7 separate regions of the Homo sapiens genome follow, and regions 2, 3, 4, 5, 6 and 7 are each linked to region 1. A link is a loop called in an ENCODE intact Hi-C map of the cell type or tissue named here. Cell type or tissue: HCT116. All regions are shown on one strand. Links, peaks and the distances in the headings refer to the core of each region. The heading gives the core; the rest is flanking DNA.

Evidence for each region. Hi-C counts contacts between places; a loop is a spot of excess contacts. Peaks named below come from ENCODE experiments on the same cell type or tissue, not always from the same donor. Only the 100,000 strongest peaks of a DNase experiment are listed, where the experiment ranks them.
Region 2: a loop joins it to region 1, with 4 times the contacts of the local background. A loop is called at or near these places in 3 of 110 quality-filtered maps.
Region 3: it touches region 1 in a loop (4-fold over the local background); 13 of 110 quality-filtered maps call a loop at or near these places.
Region 4: it touches region 1 in a loop (19-fold over the local background); 40 of 110 quality-filtered maps call a loop at or near these places.
Region 5: a loop joins it to region 1, with 4 times the contacts of the local background. A loop is called at or near these places in 32 of 110 quality-filtered maps.
Region 6: a loop joins it to region 1, with 8 times the contacts of the local background. A loop is called at or near these places in 4 of 110 quality-filtered maps.
Region 7: it touches region 1 in a loop (6-fold over the local background); 11 of 110 quality-filtered maps call a loop at or near these places.

What each region holds. Positions count from the first base shown.
Region 1 is chr12:65,600,016-65,604,572 of GRCh38, forward strand. The region is part of intron 1 of MSRB3-AS1 (MSRB3 antisense RNA 1); the gene reads right to left. LINC02454 (long intergenic non-protein coding RNA 2454) reads left to right here and starts at 2,854. Exons shown (of 3, transcript NR_146529.1): 1 at 2,854-2,966. In HCT116, for the core only: a CTCF peak has its summit at 2,648 (motif pointing right); DNase peaks (open chromatin) are centred at 2,696, 3,066, 3,676 and 4,086; H3K4me3 peaks cover 1,947 bases; H3K27ac peaks cover 3,605 bases.
Region 2 is chr12:65,941,836-65,946,392 of GRCh38, forward strand. The region is part of intron 3 of HMGA2 (high mobility group AT-hook 2); the gene reads left to right. It overlaps HMGA2-AS2 (HMGA2 antisense RNA 2), which reads right to left. Exons shown (of 4, transcript NR_199060.1): 3 at 803-858. Among named protein-coding and RNA genes, the nearest start is that of HMGA2-AS2, 4.6 kb to the right of the region's middle. In HCT116, for the core only: a CTCF peak has its summit at 2,101 (motif pointing right); no DNase peak of the experiment used is centred there; H3K27ac peaks cover 4,000 bases.
Region 3 is chr12:65,693,496-65,698,052 of GRCh38, forward strand. No RefSeq gene overlaps it. Among named protein-coding and RNA genes, the nearest start is that of MSRB3-AS1, 53 kb to the left of the region's middle. In HCT116, for the core only: no CTCF peak of the experiment used is centred there; DNase peaks (open chromatin) are centred at 1,737 and 2,206; H3K4me3 peaks cover 1,036 bases; H3K27ac peaks cover 3,559 bases.
Region 4 is chr12:65,981,914-65,986,470 of GRCh38, forward strand. No RefSeq gene overlaps it. Among named protein-coding and RNA genes, the nearest start is that of HMGA2-AS2, 35 kb to the left of the region's middle. RefSeq lists silencers at 1,588-2,159, 1,736-2,030. In HCT116, for the core only: a CTCF peak has its summit at 1,931 (motif pointing left); a DNase peak (open chromatin) is centred at 1,888.
Region 5 is chr12:66,084,912-66,089,468 of GRCh38, forward strand. No RefSeq gene overlaps it. Among named protein-coding and RNA genes, the nearest start is that of LLPH, 44 kb to the right of the region's middle. In HCT116, for the core only: a CTCF peak has its summit at 2,654 (motif pointing left); a DNase peak (open chromatin) is centred at 2,660.
Region 6 is chr12:65,534,671-65,539,227 of GRCh38, forward strand. All of the region lies in intron 2 of MSRB3-AS1 (MSRB3 antisense RNA 1), which reads right to left. Among named protein-coding and RNA genes, the nearest start is that of LINC02454, 66 kb to the right of the region's middle. RefSeq lists an enhancer at 1,611-2,810. In HCT116, for the core only: no CTCF peak of the experiment used is centred there; a DNase peak (open chromatin) is centred at 2,471; H3K27ac peaks cover 4,000 bases.
Region 7 is chr12:65,311,946-65,316,502 of GRCh38, forward strand. The region is part of intron 2 of MSRB3 (methionine sulfoxide reductase B3); the gene reads left to right. Among named protein-coding and RNA genes, the nearest start is that of MSRB3, 36 kb to the left of the region's middle. In HCT116, for the core only: a CTCF peak has its summit at 1,971 (motif pointing right); a DNase peak (open chromatin) is centred at 1,966; H3K27ac peaks cover 4,000 bases.

The DNA.
Region 1 (4,557 bases), core at 259-4,258:
GGTTTTGCTCATTTAAATTATCTGGATTCAAAGATGCAGTTTTGGTTTATGGCATTGCTCCACACAGAAGAGGGCTTTTACCAAAAGCATTTACCTATGAAGTTTTAAAATTTTCTTTTTAATTAAGTTCTTACTGAAATTTTTGCCTCCCTAGAGAAGACTTCATTAAACAAACAATTCTATTAGCCCATTATTTAATTTTATTTTTAATTATTTTATCACTTCTCCCAAATGACCTAGACACTTGCTCTGCCCATTTCTGTCAAGAGCAGAATCACCAGCCCTGTCAACTCTCTCCATACCTTGGGTGGAACAAAGATCTTTGAAATCTCATGAAGACCAGCAGACCCAATCTTTTGAAATAATGGAGACTGGAGAAATTAAGTGCAGAATATTCAGTTAACTACTTACCTAACACACACAGTCACTTTCAGAAAACTCTATGAAACATGGAAATCAAGATGCTGAAAACTCAGAGAAGGTATTTACTAAATTTTTCCTTCTCCATACTTTGTCTTTATAACTAGTGATTGGTACTTGACCAATAATGGTGAAGTAACTATGGAGAAGGACGTTTCTTGGAAAGGCTTTCCTTTCTTCTGACTGACATGGTGGAGGAACACAATCTTATTTCTGCCTTAAGGCTAATGACAATCTTTTGATACAGCATTCAAGGTTTTCCATGATTTAGACCCAGTTTTTCTTCCACTCTTATCTTCCACCACTGCCTCATTTCAGAATCTCTTTGCCAGCCAAGTGGGTATTTGATATAGATGAAGAATAAGGCATGAACCATAACCTTTTAGGAGTTTAGGGTTTAGTTAATAAAATAAGACTAACATACATAAAAATGAATGATGTAAGAGGGTTATGTAATGAAGGTTCATTAATATGGCATAAACTGTAGAGTTTATATGAATTTGAGAGAGAATGGATTAGTCAGAGAAAGCAATGTGAGCTCAAGATGGTTCTTGAAGAATGGGGAGAATTTCCATAGATCTGGAGAAAGGATGGAGGAGAAGAGGAGAGGAGGATGCAGCTAGGTGAGGGAAATCAAAACAGTGGATTTTTGCAAATAGGAATGCACATAGTGTTGGTGGGACCATAAACAAACCAACATGAATGGCAAAGGCAGTTCATGTTGAAGAGTAGGAGGAAACACATTTGGAGACACAGAAAGGAACTGGGTTGAGGTAGGCAACTTAAAAATAGGCAGAAGCACTGAAATTTGGTGGAGTATAAAATAACCATTGAAGGCTTTTCAGAAAACATGTGGATAAACCATCTGTCACTAAACTACAGATGACTGAAATATACATCGACTGATTTGTTTTTTTACTATGCATATTGGGGTTTCTGTTCAGCATTTGTCCAGCTTTCAACAAATCTTTATTGAATACCTATTATATGCTGGACAATATGGAGAGTGATAGCACTACAGGACAGACAAGATCAAAATCGTTTCAATACTCCTGGATCTTATATTTCAGAATTATTCATTTTCATTATGTTCTTTTGGCCCAGATCACTGTATCTCAGATGGAAAAGTTTTCAGTAGAAGTGATATCTTCACCATTCTGGGTTTGTAAGTTTCTTTTGTTTAACTTAGCCTTCCGGGAAGTTGATACTTGAAGACACAGCACTGTAATCCAGGAGACGCCTTGTCCGACTGCTCCAAATTGGTCAGGAGCCTCTCAGCAGTGCCCTTGACACCTTGTGCTTCTCCTTATTTCTAGATAGCATTTAGAAATAGCATAGTTTTGTCATGTCCACTTTCTTGGCATCTGCTATCTACTCCAACTAGATCATGAAGCAGGATATCCCAACATCTCTGTAGTACCACCGGAGGTGATCGACAAATGTTGGTTAAATGAAATTAATGAATGGAGGGGATGGATATGACTTTTCTTTACCTGAATATGTTTTTCTCTGGGGCAAGTTTTTGGTAGAGAAAAGTAGGGCTAATGTAAGAGAGAAAGATAAGTTCCTTCTTTATATATGCGATAACATTTTTGAAATGTAACTGTGCTTGGCTTTTCTTGTAAGACTAATTGGAATGTGGTTACAGAGCTGGATATCTTGTTTAAAGGTGATTTAAAAATGACAGATCCCATACATTTTTTCATTTCCTTAACAGCTGCAATGTTAGCCTACTCCATAAATCACAACAGTTGGTTCTATCTTAATGCCATAGGTATTTCAGTAATATAGACTGTTCAATAAATTATTGGGTAGTTATTAGAACGAGGTAAATTTGACTTAACATCTTAATTTGACTTAGGCATCTTCCTGGAACCTTCTTGCTCTGAGGTTTGGATGAAAAACACTTTGGATATCACCGTGAGACTTGCTACTTCCGATTCATTGTCTAGTATTCTCCTTGGCAGCTTTGCAAAACAAATCTTGGAAAGCTCCTAGAGAAAGCCATTCTTTTTAGAAAACTTGGAGTCTTTTGAATTCACGCTGGATGACAATGACAGTGAATGAAAGTGTTTGTCCTGTTTGTATATTTGCCTGCTGCTTTGCTCATTCACTCGCTATTCATTTTTTCCAATGGATTATTTATTTATTCAATTTTCAAAACTTAGCAAATATCCTAGATTTCAAAGTATCCTTGTACCCTATGGTTATGGGAATGTGTCAGCCAAACTCTAGGTGGCGCTCCACATCGAATTTAGGAGGCAGGGGAAGGAGTGTGGCAGTGGAGCTCTCAGGATGGCGTCAGAACCACAGAACACCCAGGCTGATCCCGAGAGCTTCCCGTGTGGGGGCGGAGGGTGGGGCAGAGCAGGATGTGTGCTTGGGTTTCACTTGGAAAAAACATACATCATATTGCAATATAATTTACTTTGAGATTTCAATTTGGAAAATGGCATGGAAATAATCCAGCTTGAACATCGTCCTCCTCACCTCCTGGACTAGGGCGAGGGCCCCTTATATTTCTTCATGGCAATTGTGTCACAGTTGTAAGTATTAAAGTATTTGCTTAATTATTTGTTTGATATCCGCCCACTTTGGACTGTAAATTTCACAAGGCAAGGACCTGGCTGCATGGCTCATAGCTATTTGCCTGCTGTCTATCACAACACCTAGCAAGTGACAGACGGTCAATAAATGTTTGTTTTGTTTGCTTATTTGGCTGCTGCTCCATTCATTTGCTTCACTGGGTTATTCATTTTTTCATTCCTTCGTCTCCACCCTTCCCTTCCTGCTCCACCCTACCCTTATCTTCCATCCCCCACTCCAACTCTCCCAGTCCTCCCAGCCCTCCCATCTACCCCATTCCCCACCCAGTCCCACCCTCATTTATCATAAGTCTTAAAAGTTAAGAAACCTAAGGGGGCTGTAGTGGGGTGGGGCAGAAACTAAATGTATGAAAGCAATCTTTAAATAGTCGGATTCTCAAAATCCGGAGAAAGAGTATTAAAAGGTAAGAAAGCAACAGTTTTGCCAATGCAAAAGGGAAAGTGTGGCCCCCTCAGCGGTCATTTCCCCATGCACTATGGCTTTCCTAAGCAGGTGCTGCACCTCCTGGGTTTTGGCAACTGGATGCAGAAGACCGGCAGAACTCTTTCCTCTGAATGGTCTGGACTGGGGACAATTGGCTGGAATCACAAGTGGCTTCTTTGCTCACTCTAGCGGTACTTCAGCTTTCATAAACAGCCGGTTCCTGGAGCTGTAAGGTTCCAGCACATCGGGGATTTCCCTTTGTTAGATCCTGACCCGCAGAGCTGTGTCCCAAGCCAAAACTGTTGTGTTCACCTCTTAAAAGGCTTTCAAAGAAGGAAGGGAGGGAGGGAGGGAGGAAGGGAGGGAAGGAGGAAGGGAAAGAAGGAAGGAAGGAAGGAAGGAAAAATTCTGGAAAATATCAGTTGTTATTCACAGACACCTAACTTGCCATTTTTAAAAACACATTTTAAAGTTGATATGAATCGAAAAAAAAGTTATTGTGATATTGGCAGTCAGCTCTCTACTGAAATGATGTGAGTGGAAAAACAAGAGTTTGGAAGAATGCGTCCCCCAAAATTCTTACATTGTTACCAACCACAGAAACAAAACATAGTGCTGGAAAGGAATTTCAAGTCATAGATGCCAAACCCCTGATTGTGTAGATAAAAATAATGAGGCTCTGAGGTAAGTGACTTGCTCAAAGCCACTCAATTCAGGAGTTAGAGCCAAAATTCATGACTTCTGGCCAATTCTGGGCCCTTGCCACTCCACAAGCTGCAGTTTTTCTGTTTTAGCTAAAATGAGTTTCAAACAGCCTATCCACCATAAATGTATTTCTTCAACTCTCATTCTCTTGTATAAGGCCTTACAGGGGACCCAACTTCTAATGTTGAAGGAAAAATATTGCATCTTTTAAAAAATGGTCAAAAGGAAAGGAAACTTCTAGGCATATAAATGTCACATCACCCTGTAAGTAGGAACCCATCATTATTGTGTGGGTAAGAAAGAAATAATTAAAGAAACCAATTTCAGTTAATTCCACATGTAGTGTATGCCTTTGAAAAGCATCCAAAATATTTTCCAAACATTCTCACATACACTGCACAC
Region 2 (4,557 bases), core at 323-4,322, 340 kb after region 1:
TCTCTTTAGTCAGAATGAAAGTACTAAGAACTGTTTTAAAAATCATATTTTTCTGTAAGCTTATGGGCAAGCATACAAGAAAAGATATACATGTTACATGTCAAATTGTGTGTATCTAGTTCAAGTCCTGATCCGATTTCATATAATCTCTATCTGAATAATTGGCCAAATGTCAAGAAGATGCATATCTTAAAGGGACTTTCAAGTATATTGCCAACGTGATTGGAGTATTAACAACAAATTTGGATATTAATTCTTGGTAATCTCCAATAGCATCTAATTTCATTTCCATTATTTCATAGATGCCTCCTTTTCATCTAATATTGAGCATTAATTAGTCTTTATTTGGCTGGAGTTAACATTAGCTAAAGTTTGAACTTAGGCTATAGCATCTGTGCATACATGTTTGATTTGTGAAAACCCAGCAGCATGGCAGTTCAAATATTTATTCATTTTCCTGTGCTGGCTCTTAAGCACATGTGCATATGCAAAGTGACCTAGCTTTGTGAATGGTCATACACAGAGAAAAAGAAATACATATAGAATAAATAATTTGGGCCTTAAAAAATATGTATATATGTGTGTGTGTGTATACATATATATGTATAGCGTTCCTTTTTTGAAAACTTGTAGCATAAGGAAATAGGACTGAAACATTCATTATTTTCTATGAAGTAACATTAATCTCACAATTTTCACTCCACTTTTTGACTAAGGGTGGATTTTTCCCCTAAAATCTTAGAGAATCATAAAAAATGAGATGAAAAGTCAACTTCTGAGACTGTGTATTCCTTTACCCCACCTGTGTGCGACTGTTTACTTCAGACTGCTTTATGTTCCTCAGAGCACAACCATCTCCTGTAAAACAAAAATGCCTATTAAACTGCTATAACTCGGGAGCACACCGGAGCATCCCCTTAACACTAACCATGGTTTGACAACACTATCCCCAAACCACATCTTTTGCTTTCTAATTTGTTAAGCTTAACTGTAATCTTTAACTTTCCAAAGTGAAGGCAAAGAAATTTTCTTAATGTATTTCTTTGTGATAGGGAAAAAGTGATACTTTTCTTCTACTTCGTCTTCAAATTTCTTCTGGAATTTTTTTTCAGTGACCTTATCTCTACTTTTTCATTTTCCCTATTATAAAGAAAATAGTCATCTCTTCTTTCATACATTTATCTTTTCCATATTTGATGAGCACGCCTCCCCGCACTTAAGAAAACATTGTAGGAAAAAAATATTAATCTAAAATTGTACATTGTACTCTAATATCTGTTTTTCATTTGTCTCCCCCATTAGACTCTAGGCTTCTTGAAAGATTTCTTCTTTGTTTTCTACACCCAGTTCCTGCCTGTCATATAGTTCAAATATCAATTAGTATTCGATGAGCCAATGAACCACTTCATCAGGTCAGAATCCAGAAGGATACATTTTGAAACTAATCATGACACTGTGATTTTTAAAGGGCTTCCCATTGATCTTTTCACTCCATTCCAAAGGTGTCTGAAAGGCACCAGAGGGAAGGCAAAAACTCCAAAGTATCAGCCCCCCAGTCTGTTCTCATGAGAGCTGCTATGGCTCATTGCCACACATACGCAGTCTGATGTTAATCAACACTAACTAGAGCAGCTTGTGGCTATTCTCATCCTTGAGCAGATGAAACAAGGCCAGCAGCAGTGAGGGCACTTTGCTATAATAATCCAATAAATACTTTTGAAATGATGCTTACTTTTGTCTTTTGCATTAAAGTCTAAGCGCAAAGCCAAGTAGAATAGAAAATAAAGAACACTTCCCCTCTTCCACAATACCAAGCAGAAATTCCAGAGATTTTGCCAAAACTCCCCCATAGATTTATCGCTTCTTAGGAGACTTTGTACAGAGAACTACAAAATCTCCTTTGCACCATAAGGGCCAGATGTTACTGTTGAATTGTAACCACCCATAGCTACATGTGTACACACATTTCACAGTCATCTCTAAATGCACACAGGAGGCACAATGAATGGAAGTTAAGACCTAACCTAGGCTTTTTCTAGGTTCAGAGAAAACCCTGACTAGCTACTCCTGGTAGATGGTTTCTCCTCTTTACCAAAGCCTCCCATCACTAGGGGGCAGGTTCATTCCCAACTTAGGAAGCACTAAAACAGAAAAGCTTTCAACCCCAGAAAAGTGGTACCTAGAGGTGTGATTTGTATAGCTAGCTGTAGCTGAGTCTCATCCTCACAATGTTGCATCAACATTTGATCTGAAATAAATCCTTCAAACTTCAGATATATCATATTCCTATCTAATTATCAAAATACATTCCTTAGGTACATTAAAACTTTTTGATCACTTACTATTGTAGAATACCTCAAACTGAACTCCCCTATATCTGATCAATACCTGAGTTGACCATTAATTTTAAATTTAATTCAAAGTGACAGTTTTCATTCTAGACCTTCCTTGGATAGCCACAGAGATGTGTTATGTACAAATTATTTCAGTCATCCAGTTTCAATGAAGAGGTAGAGTTCAGGTGGATTTGGAGTGGGTATGAGAATCTAGCCAGATGGCCACAAAGACAGTCCTGGTGCTCTGGAAGAACAACCACAGCATAAGCAAGAAACTGGAACACCACACCTGGTATAGGCCAATCCCTCTTTTCACCACAATCTGGCAGTCTTTGGTAAAATAAGTGTAAGGGGAAGGATCCAGGCTGGAGAGGAGTGAGCAGAAAAATTGAGTACAGGATCTCAGAAGGTACAAAAAGCTACGCAGAAGGTACAAAAATCTGTTGCCTAATACAGCCTAATGACAAGTCACAAAAATTACCTTACTGAATTAGAAAGACCTTATCTTGATTGTATGGGATTAAACCATATGAAATTGCTGATAATTGATTGGTTCTGACCTACAAAAATGCCAGTTCAGCTAGCTCAACCTGATAGTATGAGTCACACGGGGTGAATGCTATGAAGACGCTCTGCCTCCACCTATCCTGGTGATACAGGTCTGCAGGAGGGTTTGCATCTAGAAATCAGAGATTTTTGTTTTTTAAGAGTCAGAGTCTTGCTATGTTGCCCATATTGGAATGCAGTGACTACTCACAGGTGCGATCATAGCACACTGCAGCCTCGAACTTCTGGACTCGAGTCCTCTTGCCTCAGTCTCCCAAGTAGCTGGGACTAAAAGCATGTGCCAACATGCTTAGCCCTAAGATTTTTTTTTTTTTACTTAACCTCCCCTGGAGCTCCAGTTTTTCGTTGAGGGGCCTCAGGGGCATCCTGGGAGGGCAGAGATGGATTGGAGTGGAGGCCACGTGAATGAGTCTCAGAAATACCATTTTGTCTGCTTTCTGTTGTAGGGTTCCACATAAGATCTAACATAAAAGGTGTGGGGGAGGTTCTTATGCTTTAAAAAAAAAAAAAATGATTCAAAGCCTCCAAAGCCTGAAGTTCATTTTTTGAAAAGTGACCCAAACACAAATCTTGACATTCTGGAATATTGAAGTTTTAAAACTAAATCCGGAGGGCCATGAACAAGTATGTCGATCACATAATTTCGTGAAAGGCAAATTCTTGATAATGGTCATCCTCCTTCAGCCAGGTAAATGTCAAATTCAAAGAAAATATATTCAGGACAGCACTGTGAAATTTCTGAGGATAAGAGCATATTTCACAGCACATAAATGAAAGTGGATCTCGGTGAATGTTCTATACAGAGAGAAAGGTTGTGTTTTGAACCTTTAAATAACTTTGGACAAAGGGTGAAGAAGGATATTGTTCACACCACAAGTCAAAAGCCACTCCCATCAATGTGCCCAACCACACAAGTCGAGGCTGCTGCTGGCCTTGATGGTTCATGGCCATTTGGAGTGTTTGCAGAGAGATTGGATGATTACTTGTCTAGAATTTGAGCTGTGTCTACTTATTCAATATTTTGGAACATTTTTTCTATAAATAACCGGTCAATTTTGTCTAGAAATCAGTGAAGTGATTAAGTAATAGGTCTATGTATTTATTGAAATGTTGTCTATATGGTAGGGATATATTCATCTGTCAGTTCAGGCAGATAAAACTGGCTACACTTGTGTGGATACAAACATGATCATAAACCTCACTAGTTCAATGAGCTGGCTTACATCTAAAGGACTCTTTTGGAAGTTGAAAAACAAATATCTTTTGCGTAAACATTTTTAATATGACACCATATTTAACTTAAAATTTTAAATAACAGATGATCCTGTGAGATGCTATTTTGTGAGGTGTGAAAGGCCCCCAAAATGTAACTCTCATTGAGGAATTTTTATAGAAATTAGGGTTTTTACATTCTTTATTAGTAAATAGCTAGAAGATCTGTCTTATACTATATTGCTATGAGAATGGAAAACAATCTACATGAAAAAAGATTATGCTATGGCACAGAAGTACCTATTGGTTGAACAATGGTCATATGATTTTAAAACAAAATCATATGATTTTAAAACAAAGTGGGCAAAATCACCTACTACTGCCTGGCAAGAAGCAAAGGATCTAATTATATTAAAATTCTGCTGCTTACATTAAACCCAGA
Region 3 (4,557 bases), core at 361-4,360, 94 kb after region 1:
CTATTTATTTATTTGTTTTGATAGAGTCTTGCTCTGTCACCCAGGCTGGGGTGCAGTGGCACAATCTTAGATCACTGCAAACTCCGCCTCCCAGGTTCAATCAATTCTTCTGCCTCAGCCTCCCTAGCAGCTGGAATTACAGGCATGCACCACCACGCCAGGCTAATTTTTGGTATATTTTTTGTATTTTTAGTAGAGACAGCGTTTTACCATGTTGGCCAGGCTGGTCTCAAACTCCTGACCTCAGAAGATCCACCCACCTCGGCCTCCCAAAGGACTGGGATTACAGATGTGAACCACTGCCCCCAGCCAAATCTCCCTTTTAAAAGAATATTTGTGATTTCATTTAGGGCCCATCAGGATAATCCAGGATAACCTCCCCATCTCAAGAAACTAAACTTAATCCCATCTGCAAAGTTCTTTTTATCATACAAGGTAACTTTCACAGGTTCCAGGGATCAAGACCCAGGTCACTTGTTGGGGGTTATTATTCAACCTACCACAGTGATAAACACATGACTTAAATAGCAGGCTGGTGGCTTGAAGTTCTAGTTTTAAACTGGGAATAAGATAGAGGTAATTACACTAATAATTGCCAACTTTCTAAAATCTGAATGCCTGAGAAATACAGATAAGTAAAGCAAAAAGCAGTTATGACTACCTTTTTGATAACCTTAAGTCATCACATATCCACTTCCTTATCTTGAAAATAGAAAAACAGACACCAGGTATCTCTTCTATTATTCCTAATGTCAAAATAGAAATATTTGCAACAGGCTTGCCGTCGCCAGTTGTAATCACTAATATAATTGAGGATGCAACCATTTCTTCCTCTTTTTTGTTCTCCAAGATCAGAAATCTCTATAAGATTACTATTTGGGCTTTCACAATCCACTATTTATATCGTTCTCAGTAGTAGATGGGGAGGATGAAAGGACAGGCAGGTCCAATTTCCCTTCCTCTTTAACTTGAATATATGATAGTTTTACTTATTTGTCACTCACTCCCATTTTAAAACATTTTTATTAAATGTGGGTGATAGACTGTACTTAAAACTTTGCTTTTCATTTCAGCCTCTGCTATGTAAATCAAATTAATGATGGACCCAGTTAGCTGAATAGTTAGAAGAAAACAGATTTTGTGGAACATTCAAAAATTTCTTGCTTTTTGCAAACAGTGCAGAAGAATGATTAACAATAAACACTGTTGCATACTCCATAAACTCAGTATGTACTTGATTTGGTAAGTTGGCCCTACCAACTATTCTTGATTCATGCTCATGAATGCTGAGAGATTTAACTTTCCTCAGTCTGGTTTATAACTCCTCAGGGAAAAAACTTAGACAGTTATTGCTATATGTTGAAAACTACAATTGGAGCCTTCATTATCTGCCGCCCACCCCCAACCACAACTTAATAATATGTAAAAGAGATGGATCTTTGAGCAAAAGATTTCTAAGAACTTTCTAAACTGTAAGTTTTATGATTATCTGTTTTCATGTTTGTTGACAAAAACAAAACAAAACAAGAGAAGAGAAACAATGATGAACACACATTTCTTCTTTGTGTGTGAACCACTTGCCTTTGTTTTGGCTTGGAATGGTCACTCTTGATGACAGATCCAGCCTCATATGTCACATTCTTGCCACTGTCTCTACACTTTCCATTGAGATTGTCATTGACAGAGTGACATACCTGGGAACCGCACCAGTTCCCAGAACCATAATTCTAAATTCTGCCAGACCATCCTGCAGTCTCTAAATTCCAATGGACGTTTTGTAAGGTGAGAAACCCTCTCTCCTTGAGATTTGTTTACTTTGCAGTTAGTGATGGTAAGGGAGTCCTTTGCAAACCATTTGCTTGGAATTTAAATGTATAGTATTGCTGACAGAGTGCTGAAAATTCATCACATGGTGTACTTAGCATTTTCTTTCTCTAAGGGTATGGAATGGGGGTGTCCCTTCCCTGCTGTCCCTCCCAGTTATTCTGGCTATGAGCAGAGTATCCCTATGATGACTCAGCCCAAGCCCTGCCATCCTCTGCTGCCATCCAGAAACTGGCTCACAAGGGCTCCCTCACCACGGGTTTGTTTGGAGGGCTCACTTCCAAAACAAAGATTAAAATGCCTTTTCTCTTTAATAGTCTCACTGAACACTATTGCTTGTTAATGTTCAGACACTAATAGCACTGGAAAGAGTCGTTCCTTGTGTCAACTCATCAAGTAGTCTAAACAAGCCTGTTGGAGGCTGGCCAGTTCTGGCCAGTCATTGACCACAGACATGATCTAGAAGGCTATTACAACTTGTGGAAGTGAGAGGTAGCTCTGCTTCCTGTCTAGCCCACTTCCCAGGGATTCTCCCCAGAACCACTGGACTTTGAGGCCAGTGGGGGTTGATACTCAGCTATAGACTTCAGATATACCTTATTTTTTAGCACGAAAATTGAGATGTGTGTAAAAGCTTCAGAAAGGCCAGAAAGAAGAGGATTATCTGAAGTGATGCTTGGCAGCTGGAAGTTTATAATTTAGTTCTGTGGTTAGAGAGTACTGATAGTTTTTGTCTTACTTGTGTTTTTGATGAATGGGTGGATTTGTGAGAGTTCTCTTTTTTGGATGATTGTGGTGCTTGTTCAGGGATATATCTCTGGTCTTCTTTGGATTTGCCATGTTTATCCCAGCCATATACTTCCTCTACAAAAAGAGCTTTATGATTATTTCACATCAATAAGATGTGTGAAGATAGGTGAAGAAAAATCTTCAAATATGCCCTTCTTGCAGTAGCAAAGAACAAATGAAAAGAAAGTAAAAGATTATATTGGGAAATGTTTGCCATGTTGTGTTTGCTTTCTAACCCTGGAGTATTCCTCAGGGCAGGGGAAAATGTGGTTATACATGTTACATTGCATCTGAGATCTAATTCTTGCCTCATTATTTATTTATAAACCTTTTATTAATCATTGACTCTGTGCCAGGAACCATGCTAGATGCCAGAGATTCAAAGATGAAACAACCTGGTCCTTCCCTCTCTGGAGTACACACACTTGAAATGAAACAATTGCTGTCTATGATGGAGGGATGTAGACAGTATGAAACAGAACACCTAGGAGAGCCTGGGATGACTTGATTAAGAAGTTTCTATTTGAACTGAAACTTGAAGGACTATGGGGATTTGTTGGACAAAAAAAATCAAGAGAATGGAAAAAGGGTGAGTGAGGCCGCAGCCAGAGCTACAGAGGCACTAGAGCAGGGGTGGGCATGGAGACCAAGGGAAATCCAGGTCCTCTCCTCTCCTGGGCAGAGGCTTGGAGGGAGACAAGACTAGATAGACAAGCAGGATCCAAGTCATTCAGTGCTTTGTAAATCACATTTAGATTTTACTCTTCATCTAATGGTAGATGACTGAAAAGTTCCAAACAGCAGTGACATGATCAGATTTGCAGGTGAATAAAAAATCACAATGAATGTATATACAATGGGATCCACTTGTCATCTGGCATCTGGTCATTATAGCTGATCAGGACATAGAGAAAAAACTATCTTTCTCTCCATCTGTCTTTCTTTCTCTATCGTGATCCATAATGGATTTAAGAAGGTTTTCAAATCTTACTTCCAGGTTTATGCAAGCCATGGAGAAGTTTATTGAGGCTTCCCAACATTTTATCTTTGTGTTGGTGTCACTAATTCTTTTTTCTCTTGATGCTTTCTCCCCAGAATCCTATGATGCCTTGCTATTTTTGAGCACTCAGTGATTTAAGGTTTTTTTTTTTTTTTTTGAGACAGAGTCTCACTCTGACGCCCAGGCTGGAGTGCAGTGGCACGATCTCGGCTCACTGCAAGCTCCACCTCCCGGGTTCACGCCATCCTCCTGCCTCAGCCTCCTGAGTAGCTGGGACTACAGGCGCCCGCAACCACACCCGGCTAATTTTTTTGTATTTTTAGTAGAGACAGGGTTTCACCATGTTAGCCAGGATGGTCTAGATCTCCTGACCTTGTGATCCGCCCGCCTCGGCCTCCCAACGTGCTGGGATTACAGGCGTGATCCACTGCGCCCGGCTGACTTAAGGCTTTTAAAACTGTACTCAAACATAAAGCTGTGATAATTAAAATAATATGACATTAATACAAGATTAGAAAGAGATCAATGGAAGATGTAGTTGATTCATAATCAGTGTAAAAACTTAATAAGTTTTACACTTAATATGTGTAAAAACATAATAAGAAATAAATACCACAAATTAATATTTTATGAAAAATCATAATACAAATTATTAAGGAATAATAAAGGTCAATTTCATTAGTAATCTAAAAGGACTAATTAAAGCAAAATTAAAATAAAAGGTACTGACTATCAAGCAAGCAAAATTAAACATAATGCCTATGAGGCATAGATGAGAAAGATATTCTCTTATTCAATGAAAGGATGCAACCTTTCTCGAAAGGCTTTAATGTATTAAAATTTGAAAAAAAATGTTTATATCCAGGCCGGGCGTGGTGGCTCACACTTGTAATCCCAGCACTTTGAAAGGCCAAGGCAGGGGAATCACTTGAGGTCAGGAGTTC
Region 4 (4,557 bases), core at 374-4,373, 380 kb after region 1:
TCCTAAGCCAAAAGAACAAAGCTGGAGGCATCACGCTACCTGACTTCAAACTACACTACAAGGTAACCAAAACAGCATGGTGCTGGTACCAAAACAGAGATATGGACCAATGGAACAGAACAGGGCCCTCAGAAATAATACCACATATCTACAACCATCTGATCTTTGACAAACTTGACAAAAACAAGCAATGGGGAAAGGATTCCCTTTTTAACAAATGGTGCTGGGAAAACTAGCTAGCCATATATAGAAAGCTAAAACTGGATCCCTTCCTCACACCTTATACAAAAATTAATTCAGGATGGATTAAAGACTTAAATGTTAGGCCTAAAACAATAAAAACCCTAGAAGAAAACCTAGGCAATACCATTCAGGACATAGGCATGGGCAAGGACTTTGTGTCTAAAACACCAAAAGCAAAGACAACCAAAGCCAAAATTGACCAATTGGATCTAATTAAACTAAAGAGCTTCTGCACAGCAAAAGAAACTACCATCAGAGTGAACAGGCAACCTACAGAATGGGAGAAAATTTTTGCAATGTACTCATCTGACAAAGGGCTAATATCCAGAATCTACAAAGAACTCAAACAAATTTACAAGAAAGAAACAAACAACCCCATCAAAAAGTGGGCAAAGGATATGAACAGACACTTCTCAAAAGAAGACATTTATGCAGCCAACAGACACATGAAAAAATGCTCATCATCACTGGCCATCAGAGACATGCAAATCAAAACCACAATGAGATATCACCTCACACCAGTTAGAATGGCAATCATTAAAAAGTCAGGAAACAACAGGTGCTGGAAAGGATGTGGAGAAACAGGAACAATTTTACACTGTTGGTGGGACTGTAAACTAGTTCAACCATTGTGGAAGACAGTGTGGCAATTCCTCAAGGATCTAGAACTAGAAATACCATTTGACCCAGCCATCCCATTACTGGGTATATACCCAAAGGATTATAAATCATGCTGCTATAAAGACACAGCACACATATGTTTCTTGCAGCACTATTCACAATAGCAAAGACTTGGAACCAACCCAACTGTCCATCAATGATAGACTGGATTAAGAAAATGTGGCACATATACACCATGGAATACTATGCAGCCATAAAAAAGGATGAGTTCATGTCCTTTGCAGGGACATGGATGAAGCTGGAAACCATCATTCTGAGCAAACTATTGCAAGGACAAAAAACCAAACACTGTATGTTCTCACTCATAGGTGGGAATTGAACAATGAGAACACATGGACACAGGAAGGGGAACATCACCTACCGGGGCCTGTTGTGGGGTGGGGGGAGTGGGGAGGGATAGCATTAGGAGATATACCTAATGTTAAATGACAATTTAATGGGTGCAGCACACCAACATGGCACATGTATACATACGTAACAAACTTGCACGTTGTGCACATGTACCCTAAAACTTAAAGTATAATTTAAAAATATATATATATATATATATATATATATATATATATATATATATATATATATATATATTTAAAGAAAATGTGGCAAAAAAAAAAAAAAAAAGAAAAGAAAAAAGAAGTCTAACACATAAGGAAAAAAAAAATTTTCTGTAACCCTTACTAGTATGTAAGCTCCTGGGGCAGACACCACATGAAGTATATCTGTCTCTGTATTGTGAGTCCCAGGCACATTGCCCGACACATAGTAGGTGCTCAATAATGTTTGAGGAAGGAAGATGAATTTCAGTAAAGGAAATAGAATTTATTAAGATTTATTAAGATCTCCTATCCCATCCCCTCCTGGAGATTATTTCTTTCTCTTTCTTCCACGTGGCTATCTTTGACACTTATGCTTACCTTCCCTAGGCAGTGTCATATGTTCTGAAACCTTCCTGCAGCATCAAACACCTGTCCTATGTCACATTACCACTGGGACTCTGCCCTCTTCTGGTCAATATGGGAACTGATCTTTTTTTTTCCTGATGCTATTTTAATGGATGATTAAGGGCTAACCTATTTTCCTTCTTTGTCTGTATTTCTATCTTAATTGGCAATTTCTGGAAAAACAAGAACTAGCCCCAAAGTAAAGACTTCAATCCATTTCTGTTTAGTAATATGTATATAAACCAAGCCAATTACCAAATTCATGAGGGATGAATCCATGTATACAACCATGGCAGTCTTCTTTCATGAATTTAAGACCTATTTATTGACTACCTATGTTAAAACAAAAACTTCCGCTGAATTAAATTTAAAGGAGTCTAATTGAGCAATGAGCAATTCATGAATCGGGCAGCCCCCAAGATCACAGCAGATTCACAGATACTCCAGGAATGCCTATGGTCAGAACAAATATATAGAGAAAAAAAAAGGAAGTGATGTACAGAAATCAGAGGTGAGGTACAGAAACTGCTGGATTGGTTACAGATTGCTGTTTGCCTTATTTGAACACAGTTTGAACACTCAGCAGTGTACAAGTGGTTGAAGTATGGCTGCTGGGATTGGCCAAGTCTCAGCTATAGTTTCAGGGCATATTCCTAAGTTAGGTTTTCAATCTTGTCGGCCTATTAAGTTAGGTTGCAGTTCACCCACAAGGACTTAAATAAAGAAGTACAGAGTCCTTCTCAGGCAATATTTAGTTTGCTTTAACAAATCCCCACTTTTGGTCATTTTTCTCAATTTTGAGGCATTAACCAAAACATTAGTCATTGATGTCACTATCACCATTGTAAATGTACTTATTTGGTCTTGAAACCCACTAGGAAACAGTAGAACAGTGAGTTTTGCAAAGGTAGGAACAAGGGCTTGAGTACAAGTTACCTCCTTTTGCTGGAATATTCTGTTTACAGGAGAAAAATGAAACCTGGTCTATTCTAAGATGTATGTGTTTGCTTAAAATCTTAGTTTGATTATATCACATGTAGCATGAGCGACTCCATTTTTGTTTGCTTTGGTCTGCTGGGGCCTAGTGCATGAACTCAGTCCAAAACAATGGCCTCCTGTAATTTTGCTTTAAAAAATCTCCCTTTTTGCGTCAGGTTCTCACTTAGGTGAGAGTGTGACCAAAACTTAGGGTCTTAGTGCCACACTCAGTTACCATCATTTTGGGTTTCCAGTCTCAGCATGTCATTCATAGGTTACAGTGTCCTTACGGTTGAACACTTCTTTCAGCTCTTGTCATTGCAGTGAAGACAGACCATTTGACATTCTAGAGATGGCTGCATGCAAACATTTAAAACCTTCGAGAGAATACAGTATGCCAGGGAGACTGTTATTATGACTTTGGGGAGGATAATACCAAGAATTTGGAGTATGCTCCTTACTAGGGTCCCCACAAACCAAACCACCTAAAATCAAATAGATTAGAGAATGAGCTAGACAAAGAGTCTACTCACTTAACTAAGCAGTCTCTTCGTTAATCCCCTACAAGTGAATCTCTATAATCTACATTTGATGTATTTCTCCATAGGCCACGAGGGCCAGCAGCTGCACAGATACTTTTCTGTTCAGCCACTAAATAATCTAGAGCAATTCTATTATTTAGCATAACTTTCAGAAGAGAATTTAAGTCTGTTGTGTAACCATAGCCTTTATAGTAGAATCTGCTACAGAGCCTGTCATGAGGGATACATTTCTAATCATTGTCTGTTTTATTCCAAGCCATGAAAAAAGAACCTAACAAATGATGCCTCTCTTGAAGAGTGAAGGCCTCCTGGCAATGTTCTCTTTAACCCATGATGTGGGTTAAGAAGAGTGAACCAATGTTCTGTTTTTGAGTGATTATGAGGCAACATATGTACAACTAAAGTTTCTTATCTACATTAGGACTTTTTTTTTCTTTTTTTTTTGAGATACAGTCTTACTCTGTTGCCCAGGCTGGAGTGCACTGGTGCAATCTTGGCTCACTGCAGCCTCTGCCTCCCGGGTTCAAGTGATTCTCCTGCCTCAGCCTCCCAAGTAGCTGGGACTACAGGTGCACCACCACGCCCAGCTAATTTTTGTATTTTTAGTAGAGATGGAGTTTCACCATGTTGGCCAGGATGGTCTTGATCCCCTGACCTTGTGATTTACCCACCTTGGCCCCCAAACTGCTGGGATTACAGGCGTGAGCCATTGCCCCAGCCAGGCCTTCATTTTTTTATCTATCAAAGTATAAGGTTATCCATGTATACGGCTGGTTGCAAAACCCTTCACAAATAAAAGCATAACCCATAAGTGCACACAACAGACCCCCTTTTCATTTCTATTGTTCATAGACACATAAACAAGGAGAAAAAATTCAAAGATAAGAGTCTCATGAGAGTAGAGAAGTCTTGATCCATGATCTCGGGAAAAGCTGCTCACATCAAGGATGCCATCTTCTGGAGAGAAACTTTCCTGGTTAGCTTTACCTTAAGGATTCCAGCGGGTGTACAGTTCCAAGAGTGTGGAGGGACCCTTCTCAGTTGTGACATTATGAACCCAAAGTTCAAGTGTCCAAAGTCTTGTTGTAGTGTAAATGGCAAGGGCAGTCTTTCCCTGATATTTTCAGAAGATCCCGTTTTCAGGTTCTAGTTTGTGAAGGAGTTGACTGTCC
Region 5 (4,557 bases), core at 424-4,423, 490 kb after region 1:
AAAATTAGCCTGCCACATGGTGGTGCACACCTGTAATCCTAGCTACTCAGGAAGCTGAGGTGGGAAGATCACTTGAGTCCAGGAGTTCCAGGTTGTAGTGAGCTATGATCACACCACTGCACTCCAGCCAGGGCAATGCATCAAGACCCTGTCTCAAACAAACAAACAAACAAACAAACCCTTTACTTTTAAATGTTTTTACCAAAGGAAGAATAACCTGTCATTAGTGGACCCTACAAATTAACTCTGGCATATTGGTTTTCTCAGCCTTTGAGGAAAATAACTTCCCTATGATACAAAGCCCTGAATCAGCATCTAGGATGTAAATACTTATGGACTTTTTAAAAAGTGAGCTGTGTTTAGAATATAGTAGGCATTCAATAAATATTTAGTAATATTAATAATATTTCTATGTTCATTACTAACATGCCTTAATCTTTAAGATAGATACAGTTGTCAAACTAAGGCTCAGAGAGGTTAAGCAACTTGCTGAAAATCACACAGGACGTATGGGAGCAACAACTCAAAACCAGCTTGAATACAAGATAGCACTAGACAATAATATTCCTTGTTGAATGAACTGAGGAAACTCCCAGGCTTTCCAATACTTTTAACTCCCCTGTGAGGTGGGGAGAATCAGACTTAGCTTGTTTTTGTCATTTAGCAGCCATTAGGCATATTTTTCTCCCTGTGCTTTCTCCTTTTAAAAGTCTTAAACATTCCTGGGGACACTACAGCAATATATTGGTCTCATGATTAACTGTTTGCTGGAACAATGGCGTGGGCCCTTTTTGTGTATTTCAGGCAATTCCTCAATAGTGTTCATATTTAGTTTTTATGGTTTGCCATTTGAAAGATCTATTTGGAAGTCTGAAAATAAAACTGCTTTTCCCACAGACTAGTTTCTGTTTCCATTTGGCAAACTTTAACACTTCTTTCTCCTCATTTTTGGAATTCAACTGAGGTCAATATGGCTTTGTTTTTGGCCTCCTTTTTACTATTTTCATCCTTGTGCGCCAGGAAGGCCAATGAGCTCATGAAAACATGGCTGCCCCAGGAAAGGATGATACAGACTCCTAAAGCTGAGGACATTTGAATCTGTGTCCCAATGCCATATACAAGGGCACTTTCCCCCATAGGTCAGCACTCCTACTGACACTAGAGACTCCATCGCTGCTAACAACAGGACTTGGGTGAAATCTGTTGACCAGGATTTCACCAGCCTGTCCTTACCTGCCACTCAACTTCTTGAAGGAGTTTCCCAAACCAACTTGCAACTCAAATAATTGAAATTCCCACAGACACCCAACACCTGCTCACCCTCTCTGGACATTCCGAGGACTTCTACTTCCCTTTGATATCCAGTTACCTCAAAGAATGAGTATTTATTTCACCATCTGCAAGATATAACTCTGTGTCAAGTGTCAAAGCTAGCAATGAAATAAACTCTGAATAAATAATGGGAGTCAATATTTGTGATTACAAAGAGATCAGTAAGTCTGTCAGTCGCTGCATACAAAAAGAAAGAGTGCCCTTGAGAAGGGCAAAGAGGCATCCTTGAGGGAGCCCTTGCACCTTCAAAGGGAGCAAAATTACAAGCAAAACACATTCATCCCAGGAAGCTCATCTTGTTCTGCCCACAAGTTGTGTGTGCCTTTAGTTTTGAGTCTTGAGTGTTCCCAGTTTCTCCTCTTATGTGTACCTCTGGAACTTTGCTATCTCTCATTAATATTCTTCTGATTATTGGTCCCCAATTTTGCTTCATGTCTCTCCTTAATGTTCTTCTGATTATTGGTCCTCAGTTTTGCTTCAGTCTCAAATAGTTTTGTCATGCAACTTGAGTCTCTGATCTTCCAATCTGTCCTTTAGTTTTTGTTTGTACTCCACCACATCTTCTTTGACCACTTACCCAGTGAGAAAATATCCACACAGAGACAGTGGAAGGTTTTGTTCAGACTTTCCACTCAAGGCAATGGTTTTTTTTGGTTAAAGGATTGCTTATCTTCCAAATACTATATCTATCACTAAATTCTAAGAGTTATTCCCTACTCTAAAACCTTTAGGTTTGAGTGTGGGCTGGAATCTGAGATAGAGTGGCATTCCTATACTAAACTATATCCATATATCTTCTCATCTTGATCTTGCTGTACGTGTTTGTGTACATAATTCCACATAGATGCATATAGCAAAATAGAAACATTTATTTCAGTTGTTCTTTAAAAACACACAAAGTATCGCACTGCATTTCTCTTTCTTCCTATGAGTGCGTTTCTTTCACAGGGGTATTTAGATAACCAAAAATATTCTCCTGAGTTTTCCTGAGCATTGGTATGACACATAACCACTAAACCTCATATTAAGAAAAAGCTGGCTTAAATAAGAAATTGAAAAATCTGCCTGCAAATAATACTGTAAAAGTTTACAGTCCATCCTAACCATCAAGGATATTTTCCATAACTTTAGGGTTTGATAGTAAAATATATACACACACATATGTATGTTTCTAATAACACAGCACTAAAGTAAAATAAACCTGCTTGTCCAAATACGGTTGCGTTTCAGTCAAAGTTTTGCTTAATGTTTTGAGAAGCGCTTTGGTGAAGATAAATATTCTCAGCCTTAGATTTTATGTCAGATGCTCAGGGTGCCATCTACTGGCCGACTCTGGATTGGGACAGTTTTGTTTTCGGTAGGAACCAAACTCCATGTTGCCACTGATCCACAGCTTCAATGGTGGCCCAATTTTAAGATAATGCCATCTGTGTTGATTTCCTTTTTCAGAGAAGGACATCCAGATTGTTGAGTTTTATTAGAATGAGAAGGCATTTTGTTTTTGAACAGCGATCTTTCTTTCTTCTTTTTTTTTTTTTTTTTTTTGACAGAATCTTGCTCTGTCCCCCAGGCTGGAGTGCAATGGCGTGATCTCTGCTCATGACAACCTCCGCCTCCTGGGTTCAAGCGATTATCCTGCCTCAGCCTCCTGAGTAGTTGGGATTACAGGCGTGTGCCACCATGCCTGGCTAATTTTTGTATTTTTAGTAGAGACCGGGTTTCACCATGTTGGCCAGGCTGGTCTTGAATTCCTGACCTCAGGTGATCCACCCGCCTCAGCCTCCCAAAGTGCTGGGATTACAGGCGTGAGCCACCGAGCCTCGTTGAACAGCGATGTTTCTAATGACACGAGGCCTGAGCTGCGTACTGCCCTGTCACATCAGATTGCTGTGTAACTGCAACCCGATGCCTTGCTCTGTCTGGGACTGTCTGAGTATCAGGTTGAGGATAGGGAGCACGACTGGCCAACTATGTCTTCATGGAAATACCATCCTGGGAGCATACAGCATTCCCAGTAAAGTGATGCCCATGAGAAACGAGGGAAGGGGTTGTGTGTTGGTGCCAACACAGCCATCTCTCTGAAAAAAGAGGCCTCCTTTCTGCCCTGCAGAAGCCAGGAGGTTACTGCAGGCTGCAGAAGATGTGCACCTTCCCAAGAGATTTTTTGGCAAGTTCTCTCTTGAGGTCCCTTCCTGGAGAGCAGGTCCAATGCCTTCCTCCTTCATGATCTGCCCAATGACTGCATGCTCATTTTATGGTATTTTATCTTTCAGAAGCCAAGCTTGTGCCGCCCGGCCCCTTTAATGTTTTCTGTGTCTCAGGTGCAAAAGGGTTCTTGTGGACATTCCACACAACAATAACGAATCCATTTATCATCCTGCCCAGCCCCCTGTGGAGCTGCTCTGAGTTCAGAGCTCCCACCGGCCTTGACGCTTTTGAAGGTGAGTCCACCTCGGCCACAGCCAGAGGGTTTCAGAGCTGCCCCAGTTGTTGTTGAAGCTGGGGACTGAGCAATCATGGCCGTTTTACCCAAGGGGGTTGTCCACAAATCAGGAAGTGTCCTGTATGTCTCTGTGTGGAGACCACCTGATCATACTTCTAAAATCTCTTTTTTATTAAAAAAAATTTATGAAGAAACCATTTTCCAAGAATTAAATTAAATTCCAAACCTGATGTGTATGTTGAGGCTAGAATCCAAGATTCAGAGGAGGATAGAGTCCCTCTTCAACCAAGTATCAAGCTAGCCCCTTTGAAATGCTGTGATTGCCTGAGGTGGCTAAAAAAAGCTTATGTAAAAAAAAAAAAATTGGTAGAAATTGGGAATCAAAGATAATGTCTTCACCCTTTACATCAAACACAGGTTTATTTGTATGTCCTTAAAAATATTCACATGAGCCCAGCACAGTGGCATGCGCCTGTCTTCCCAGATACTTGGGAGGCCGAGGCTGGAGGATCACTTGAGCCCAGGATTTCGAGGGCAGATTGGGCAACATAGCAGGGCCCCTATTCACATGACTTATGCAACAATATCAGAAGCATACTGATCATTTTAACAATTAGTCTCTCTCCCTGAGAAATAAGAATAGAAACTTGGAAAAGACCGTGGTGTTTCCAAGAGCATACAGCATAAAGTCCTGGACCCCAAAGAGAATTTTAAACAACACATTCTACAAGCATAAGTGATTTAAAAAATAAAGGTTGTTCACAAACATTGTTTTATCTTAA
Region 6 (4,557 bases), core at 285-4,284, 65 kb before region 1:
GGTGCCACTGTCTGGCTTTGCTACCTTGGTCAGAAGGACTACCCTTGCTCCATCGCAGCTTCGAAGTTATCATCAGATAAAAGGGTTGAGAGCCTTCCTGTTTTATCAGCTGTTTATTCAGTTCTCTCAAAAGACCTCTGCGTCAGGCTTCCCTGAAGTTCAGTGGTACACTCTTCTGAACCATGCTTCCTTTCAACCAAAAGGGGCCAGGCACAGTCTAGGTAATGGACAAGGGACGAAGAAACAGGCCCTGTGTTTCCCTTGCCTCAATTTACCGTGCTGTGGACTGGACAGAAAAGTCTTCCCTGGACTGACTCCCCACAGAGCTACAGGAAGCATCTGGCGGTAGAGGGTAGTGGCTAAAAGCATAAGCTCAGAGTCAAGTTTCGGCTTGGGTTCTAGCCCCGGTCACCTGTAACCATATCTTCTATTACACTGGGACCTTGAGCAAGTTGTTTAACTCTCTGAGCTACAGAGTCCTTATCTGGAAAATGGTGTATTGTATCTAAAAATGAATGACAGGACCTAGCATAGTCCTTGACACATACACTCTCAATTAATGGTAGCCAAAGAAATGAGCAATAATAAAAATGTTTCCTAGGCCTTAGTTTTATGCTAGTAACTACGGGTAAATGATGGCTGGGAGTAGGGAAGAAGAGTGCCTTATTTATATGTAGGAGCCTCTGGCAAGCGCACATGAGCTGTTCTGGGTGCTGGCTGGGGAGGTACCACAGCACATCTTAGGAGCCATGCCTGCATTTAAGGAAGGACTGCAAAGGCAAGAAGCAGGAATGAGAGACCTCTTGGAAAAAGATGTGGATTTTACATTCATTCATTCATTCATTCATTCATTCATTCATTCATCTAGCACTGAGGAGCTATTGCAGTTGTGGCTTTTGGTTACTTGTTCATGTGTCAGACCTTTGCTAGCAGGATTACAGAGATGAATGGCACCATCCTTGCCCTCAGAGAACTGACAGTCTAAAGTTCTAAAAGCAAACTGGCAGTGACAATAGAAGATGCTAAGTCTGAGGAAGGTAAGCACAGGGAACACGGGAGGTGGGGTGACTGTTCTGATTTGTCCAGGACTATCTTGATTTTAACACTAAAAGCCCACATTCCAGGAAGTCTTTCTGTCCCAAGCAAACAGACAGTTGGTCACCCTAGTGGGAAGAGTCAGAGGAGTGGCAGCACCTGAACTAATCTTGCCAAGTCAGAGAGGGCTTCTTGGCAGAAGGGATGGCCTACAAGGAAAGTAGGAATTAGCCAGGCAAGGATGTTGATGAATTGGAGGTGGAGTGGGTCTTAAGTAGAAAGAACCGCACATGCAAAAACCTAGAAGCAGGCAAGACCATGAGGAAGTGGGGAACCCTGGGGAGAGAAGGTGGAAGGCCTTTCTTTGCAGTGGACAGCCATTGCCCTCCAAATATGTTCCTCTTCTCCTTGATCTCTCCTCTGACTCATGTTGATTGAGAATGTAGATCGGCAAAACTGTGGGAGATGCTGTCTAGGCAACTCTCACATTAGAAGGGAGAAAAGAAGATGAATTTTTCCCAAGGTCCCTTTCAAGTCTTTGATTCTAAACCAAGAATACACCCCATCAGGCCATCCACAAGGGAGGTGTTCACTCTGTGTATAAGATAAATAGCCTACACCTTCCCTATGTATGTCAGCTGCCTTGAAGAGTGACACAAGTCATCACACAGTTGATTTGGCAGCAATGATATGTCCATCATAAATGCACCAGCATGGATGTGTTTGCTGGGCCACCACCAGCTGGCTGAGCCACCGTGGAGATGAAAGTTTAATTATTTTGTTTTTCTAAGTAAAAAAAAACCCTTTCCTGGTGAGGCATCACACCCTTTCCATTGCTCATGAAGACCTAGAGAACTAGCTGGAGTTCGTTTTTTCCCCATTATTCCCTAAATGTTGCTGTAAAGAATGCTCTCTGACGTGACTTGTTTCTGTATTTTACAGAGCCTATTCTGTTAATATGAACAGTATTAAGTCAAGAGGGTACCTGTTTTGCTTTTCAGCACTTCTTTCCCAATGTGAATCACTTTGGGAAAGGTGATTTCTAGATTGTTAATCCTTTAGGTATGTGTTTCATCCTCTAATATCAGGCTGGCATAGACACACTGGGAAAAAAATGAAAATAAAAACTTAATGTCTTTTCTATAGCCTGTCCCAGAGAAGAAAAGAACGCAGGGAGGAAGGAGTCTTGACATCACTTAATAAAGCTTTATGAGTAACTCCTTTACTACCCTAGATAACATTGCTAATGCATATTGCTCAATGAAAGAAAATGTCCCAGGCTATGCTTTACAACAGGCAGAAAACTTTGAGCTGTCTTGCCAATGCTTTATACTAAGTGCCAAATCCTTATTTCTTTCTTAGGCATTTATTGTAATAACATGAATCATGATGCATCACTCTGGTATTCGTGTGGCTGCTCAGTGTTAAGTCCCCAGGACCTCCATGGAGTTGACTTTATTTGGTTTTCCACTTCCGCTTCTGAGTGAGAGCCACATGAACTCAGACGTGAAGGCTCACAGGAGCTCAAGTGGGCGGACCTTTCTGTTGCTGTTTTGGTCTGCCTGTACTCAGCGGTTGTGGTATGTGCAGACCTGAACACTTGAGGGGACATTCAGCTGGAACTACCCCCATTTCCTGTAGTTTCCACTAAAACAAGAGACTTAGGATGATGTTCAGGATTGCTCAGACAGTTGCAAACCTCTGGGGCACTTGGAAGAAATGTGGCTATTAATAGAATTTTTGAGCATTGACGTATATGTTTTCTAACTTCCCATATATAATCCTGAGAGTGGGGCTGGATGTTAAACCCTGGAAGTAGGGAGTTTCCAGAAAACCATTCAGGATATCAGTGTCAGGTTTCTGACTTGATGAAGAGTTTGGATGAGTGGCTTCTAGATACAAAGGTTAATAGTGTCTGTTTCAAAGCCTAAATGGAATGCTGTGCTCATCTCCAACTTTGTGAATGTTCAACTGGCACGGTCAATTTATTCACTTTGAAAGTCTTAACCGTGCTGGTGAACCAGCAGGAGTGCTGTTAGGAATATTTAACATAAGCAAAAAGGAAAGGTAATGAACATTGAGAGCAATTGAAAGGACGATCCTGTGAAAAATATGTGACCTTACCTGAGTGTCTCAGCTGAGTATCAGTCCAGCAGAGCACCAATCACTTGCAGTGGCTGTGGCAAAGACACTGATGGCTTATTCATTGATTTGTACAATAAATATTGTGCCCTCACTACATGCCACTTACTCTGCTAGGCATTGGAGATACAATGCTGGACAAAACCAGACATGCTCCTGTCCTTCCAAACTTAACAATTTGATCTGAGAGACAGATATTAATCAAGTAGTCACATAAAAATACATAAAATGTCAACCTTGACAAGGAATTGGACAAGGTACTATGAAAGGCCTTGACCTAGTTGGGGATATAATGATTGGGCTGAGACTTAAAAGATGAGAAGTAATTAACTAGGATACCACAGGCAGGAAGAGTGCTTCAGGCAGAGGGAACAGCTCGCACATGTGAAGTTGAGTGATTCACCCAGTCATACAATTAATAACTAGTAGAGTCAGAGATGGGTGAAGAGCTCCAGGGGTCTCAGTTAGGAGTCTTACTAGCCCTATCTAATAGAACTTTTTGCAATAATGGAAATGTTCTATAGCTATGCTGTTGGATACAGGTAGCCATTAGTTACATGTGGCTATTAGCTCTTAAACTGTGTTTAGTGTGATGAGGAACTGAAGTTTTATTTAATTTTAATTAATTTAAGTATAAATAGCCAAATGTGGCTACCATATTGGAAAGCACAGATCTATATGAACCAAGTCCTGAACTAGCCCAAGCTACACAGGGCAGAAGGTTACTAAAGAGGAGAGGAAATAATTTTTTTTTTCTGAGATAACGATAAGCACATTGACCTGGGGGCTTCATTCATTCACTCTCACTCAAAAACATAAATTTATTGGGTACTCACCATGTGCCAGGCACTAGGCTAGCCCTGGAGCTTCTCTGATTGGCAAGACCAATCTCCCACTCTTGAGGTATTCAGAGTCTGGTGAGAGCAGAAACACTCATAGTAGTAATAGCAATACATTGTGATTGAATTGGCAGGACTTTGCTTTTTTAGGGTTGCTTACAATGGGAAGAACTGAGGGGTCATTCTTCTCTAATCTCAACCCTATAGGCAAAGGTCATGGTTTCTAAATTCCAACTGCTCCATACTCCAAGGTCTTCAAATAAAGAGGGAGGGCTTTAGTATAACACACTAAACACTTTAAAAAATCTCCCAAATTCAGTATACCAGTATAAAAAAAGAAGTGGATTTGCATTTTCATGTAGGCCTTGCATGCCTCTTCATTTGTAGGGCATCTATTGCTGAGTTTGGGGAAGTTGGGCCCCACCAATTGAAATTCTTTATAAATAGGTCATGAGACTTTTACTCAAGGATCCAGTAAGTGACATAGAATTTTAGTCAGAGCCAAGCTGTATTTTCGTGGGACTTTCAGGCATTGACTTTT
Region 7 (4,557 bases), core at 260-4,259, 290 kb before region 1:
TAAGTGCATCTGAGTTATGGTTCACTCATGTTTGCAATTAAAGGTAATTTTTCTCTCGCAGAATTTCTTCTTAATTTCTTACAACAGTTTCCTTAATGTATTAAAAGAACACTGGATTAGGAGTTAGAAAACTCTAACCAAAGCTCTGTCCTTAACTTGCGTGACCTTGAACAAATCAATAAACTTCTCCTGATCACAGTCTCTTCATCTTTATGAGGAATTAAAATTAGATAGTATATTTAGTTCTTAAATTCTGTGATTTTATTAACTGTCACTTGTTTTTACTTTTGACTTTAGGTTAATCAGATCTTAAAACTCAGTACTAACTAATGCTGGGAACTTATACAGAGAAGTCTGCTGAGTTGTGGTGGGAGGACACAGTTTCCATGTTTGAACATTAGAATTCCTTGCCTCTTAATCAAGACTGAAGCATTATCTGAGGAGGAATCAGGAAGCCCAATTTTATACATAGTTTTAATGCTAGATAAAAATTAAGTGTAATTGTAGCTTAGACTAGATATCATGATAGCTTTCAGCCAAGTGAGGGTGAAATAAATAAAATTTGTCTAAATAGTACTAATTAGAGTGATAAATTATACTTTTTTTCTACCCTCATACATATAATTTGTGGTTGTGATTCTTATTTGACATTATTGGCATATTTAATAGTTTCCATGAATTGAAGAGTCACATGGCTGTAGCTTATAAATATATCATAGTTTTCTAATGTAGCAATTAGAAGTCTTAGAGATATTTTGCAAATGGTGTTAGAAAGTCATTGATTATCATCTGTATAACTAGAACTCCATGAATCAGCGGCTTATGGCTCCAGAGCTTAACACAGTGCCTGGCACTTAATAAATATATGTTAAATGAATCAGTAAACATTTGGAATGTTTATGTGTAGGTGAAGTCATAGCTGTAAGAGAGTACAAATTTATTTGAAACTCCTTTATATGGGAAGATTAAAAGTGAAGTTCATAGTTTGGTTTACTTTTGAATTTATTGTCTGACAATTTTTTCTCACTTTATTGCATTAATACAATACAGGGGATGTCATAGGTATAAATCACATTGTAGCTAAACAAAAAACAAAAGTGGCAACAGATTCAATGCATGTTATCCAGAATTGCTTTTACCTTTTCTTGCAAACAGTTTTGAGTTTTGGTAGTAAACTGTTTGAGGCGGTGAATAAGTACGTAGTATACTTAGCATAAGACTTAAGAACTCTGGCCCTTTTGATCACTTCTTTGCAGCAAATTATTGTTTGTTGTGCTTTAAAGTCTCCATTTGTAAAGAGGAAATACTACAGATACACATTAAAGCCACATCCATCAGTAACAAGTACTTATTCAATTTGAGCTGGCAATAGTTCATTAATAGAACTGATGTACTTAAAAGATAATCAGAATCGTCAGTGTGCTGTTCACTTACTGAATGCATTGACTTTCTATATTAGTTCTTCAGAATCTTTTTTGGGTCATGAAAAATATGGACAACCTACATAGTGCTTTGATAAAAGTTATGACCTTCTTTTCCAGAAAAGACATATATGCATCTACACATGTTTTCATATAATTTCAAGAAATTTTTTGTTAAGTCTTCTGAAACTCTTCAAAGGGGGTTCTTTGACCACATATTCAGGACCTCTGTTCTAAAAGATGCACATGAACCCAATCTAAAACTCGGATCAGAACACCGTGTTTCTGATTTCTGTATTGGTGTCCCTAAAGGAATTCTCTCCCTTGTGTTCAGATTAATGCCCTCAGTTCTCCAGTTTCACCATTCTTACCCAACATCTGACCTAACTTTATCTTACCTAATTTCTTTGATTATATTAAAATGCCGAGGAGAGGATTTTTTTTAAAGAAATAGAAAAAAGGACATACAAATTTCAACCCGTAATTCACAAAATAATTTGCAATTAGTTGATTAAATGGTATCCACTTTTTCCAGTAGATGGCACTAGGTTTACATTCTTTCATAGCATGAATGATTATTGATATTAGCACATAGGTGCATTGTGAAAACTTAAACAAAAGTATATAAGGAATAGCCAGTTAAGAACATATGGATTTATAATCCACAAATTTTTCTGCTTATATTATGTTCAAACAATATTTGTAGAGCACAAAACCTTTTTCCATTTTCAATAAGATTCTGACTCCCTTATGCTTGGCCATCTCATTGAAATTGTCTTTCATGTGTAGACTTTCTATAAACTGAAACAAGTTTTCATAAATTATCTTGTATCCAAATAGCTGATTTAACAGTCATTTATAGTTTTATATGCAGCTAAATTTTCTTCAGCAGACCACCCAAGAATTAAAGAAAATTTCACATTTTGTTTTGCTGTGTTTTGAATTTTTATAGAATCTTGAAAATGTTATTAGTTTAGCATGTTGACTGTTAAGCATGAATCGATTTTTGCATGAATGAAAATATTTTAGAAAACTAAGAAAAATTATATTTAAAATGTTGATTAAATGAGTACTCTGATGCAGCTATATTTTTCTAAAACAAACTGTTTTAGTAGCCCTATAATATAATAAAGTTTTAGTTAATGTTGAAAAGTTGCTGTGCAGCATCTAATTACCAGATGAACTTTTAATTATCTGTGACAATGGATATTAGTTAAGGCTAAATTGTTATACAACAATAAGACTGTATGAATAAGATGTTGGGCATATGGTTTGTTAAGTGTGGATTCTCTTGATTTTCTGGTAAATATGGAATAAATTCTTTATATACCTTAAGAATTATAAAATACATAACACCTAGTAACAAGAGAGTTTAAATAGGCATGAAAAAAACAATTAAATCTTAGTTTTGTTTGAGAAATTCATTAGTTAACAATGACTGTACAGTGTGTAAAACATAAATTCTGAAAACAAATGATAATTCTACAGGGTTAGAATATCTAGACAATATGCACTTTGGAGGAATCATATAGGCAATTAGATGCTTATTTATCTAAACATATTCACAATAATGTTATGTGACAGATTGTAGAAGGATTTATTAAAATGAGCTAACTCTTGCTCTCAACAAACACAAGTTTAATGAAGGAATGAGCCATGAATGACAGCTCACAGATTCAGTAATATTGTGGGTAGATATTTGATGAATTTTTACTATCATCCTTTCCTAGTTTACAATTTCATCCTAAACATTTTATTTAGAGATTGAATTTCTCATAACTGCTTCTGCTAGGTATACTGTAATTTAACATTCTTTAAAATAGATTGTATTAAGATGCAACGATAAATTATCTGAAATTACCTTTTGTGCCTTTGCATTTGAAATCAACGATTTACTTGAAAATTTTAAATCCTTATTTCATTTATTTCAATTTCCTATATATTTTTATTTTTTAAAACATTTAGTATATTTACGCTTGTATTAGTAATTTAAAAATGCGTGTTATAAAAAATACACCATGAGGCCTGGCGCGGTGGTCGTACCTGTAATCCAGGCACTTTGAGAGGCCGAGGTGGGCAGATCACTTGAGGCCAGGAGTTTGAGACCAGCCTGGCCAACATAGTGAAACCCTGTCTCTACTAAAAATACAATAATTAGCCGGGCCTGGTGGTGCGCCTGTAATCCCAGCTACCCAGGAGGCTGAAGCAGGAGAATCGCTTAAGCCCAGGAGGCAGAGGTTGCAGTGAGCCGGGATCGTATGATTGCACTCCAGCCTGGGCTACAGGGTGAGACTCTGTCTCCATCTCAAAAAAAAAAAAAAAAAAAACCCATGAAATGACAAAAGATATCAGTTATTTAGATGGTTAATAAGAGATATACTTTTATAGAGTTTAAATTTATGTATTAACTTTTATGATAAGCATTTCTTTCAGTACTAGATGTATTTATTATATTGAGCCACATAGTTGCAAGGAAGGAATGGAATGTTAATTTTTATCACTAGAGTATTTGAATTTGAGGCAAGCAAAGAAAATTCAGAATCCTGTAACTATAGCTTTGTAGGATTTTGTTTTGTTGCAGAAATACATGTTAGCGCAGAAAGATAAAACTGTTTATATTATATTCCACTTGATTAATGTTTTAATCTTCCTTCTGCAAATTTTAGATAATCTCACAGCAAATTTCAGAGCTTCTCATCATATTATTGGTATTGATGAAGAAAGAGATTAGACACTGATCTGTATTTACTAGTTTGTTTCTACCACCAACTTGCTTTCTGGCCCCAGGAATCTTTGTTTTGTACCTTTTATTCCTATTCTGCATCTGTAAACTGAGAATTTTGTAACATTCTTGTCAAATCTTTTATAAAAGATATGACCTTCAGGTGAGGGTTATTGTATTATATTATATTATATTACATATTAGCTGACATTTTCCAAAAGTTTGTTCTGTGCAATTTAAGTGCCTTGTTGTAAGGGAGAAGAAATTGGGGAAAAAAAGATGGGGGTGGAAGGGAGGACGCCAAAAAGTCTGGGAAATGTCATGGGTTTGATCAGGCAAAATCTGTTTCAGTTATGGAAAGTCCTTGGTTCCTGCAAAGCAAGCTCCAGAAAGGTAGAAATTTTTGTCTGTTTA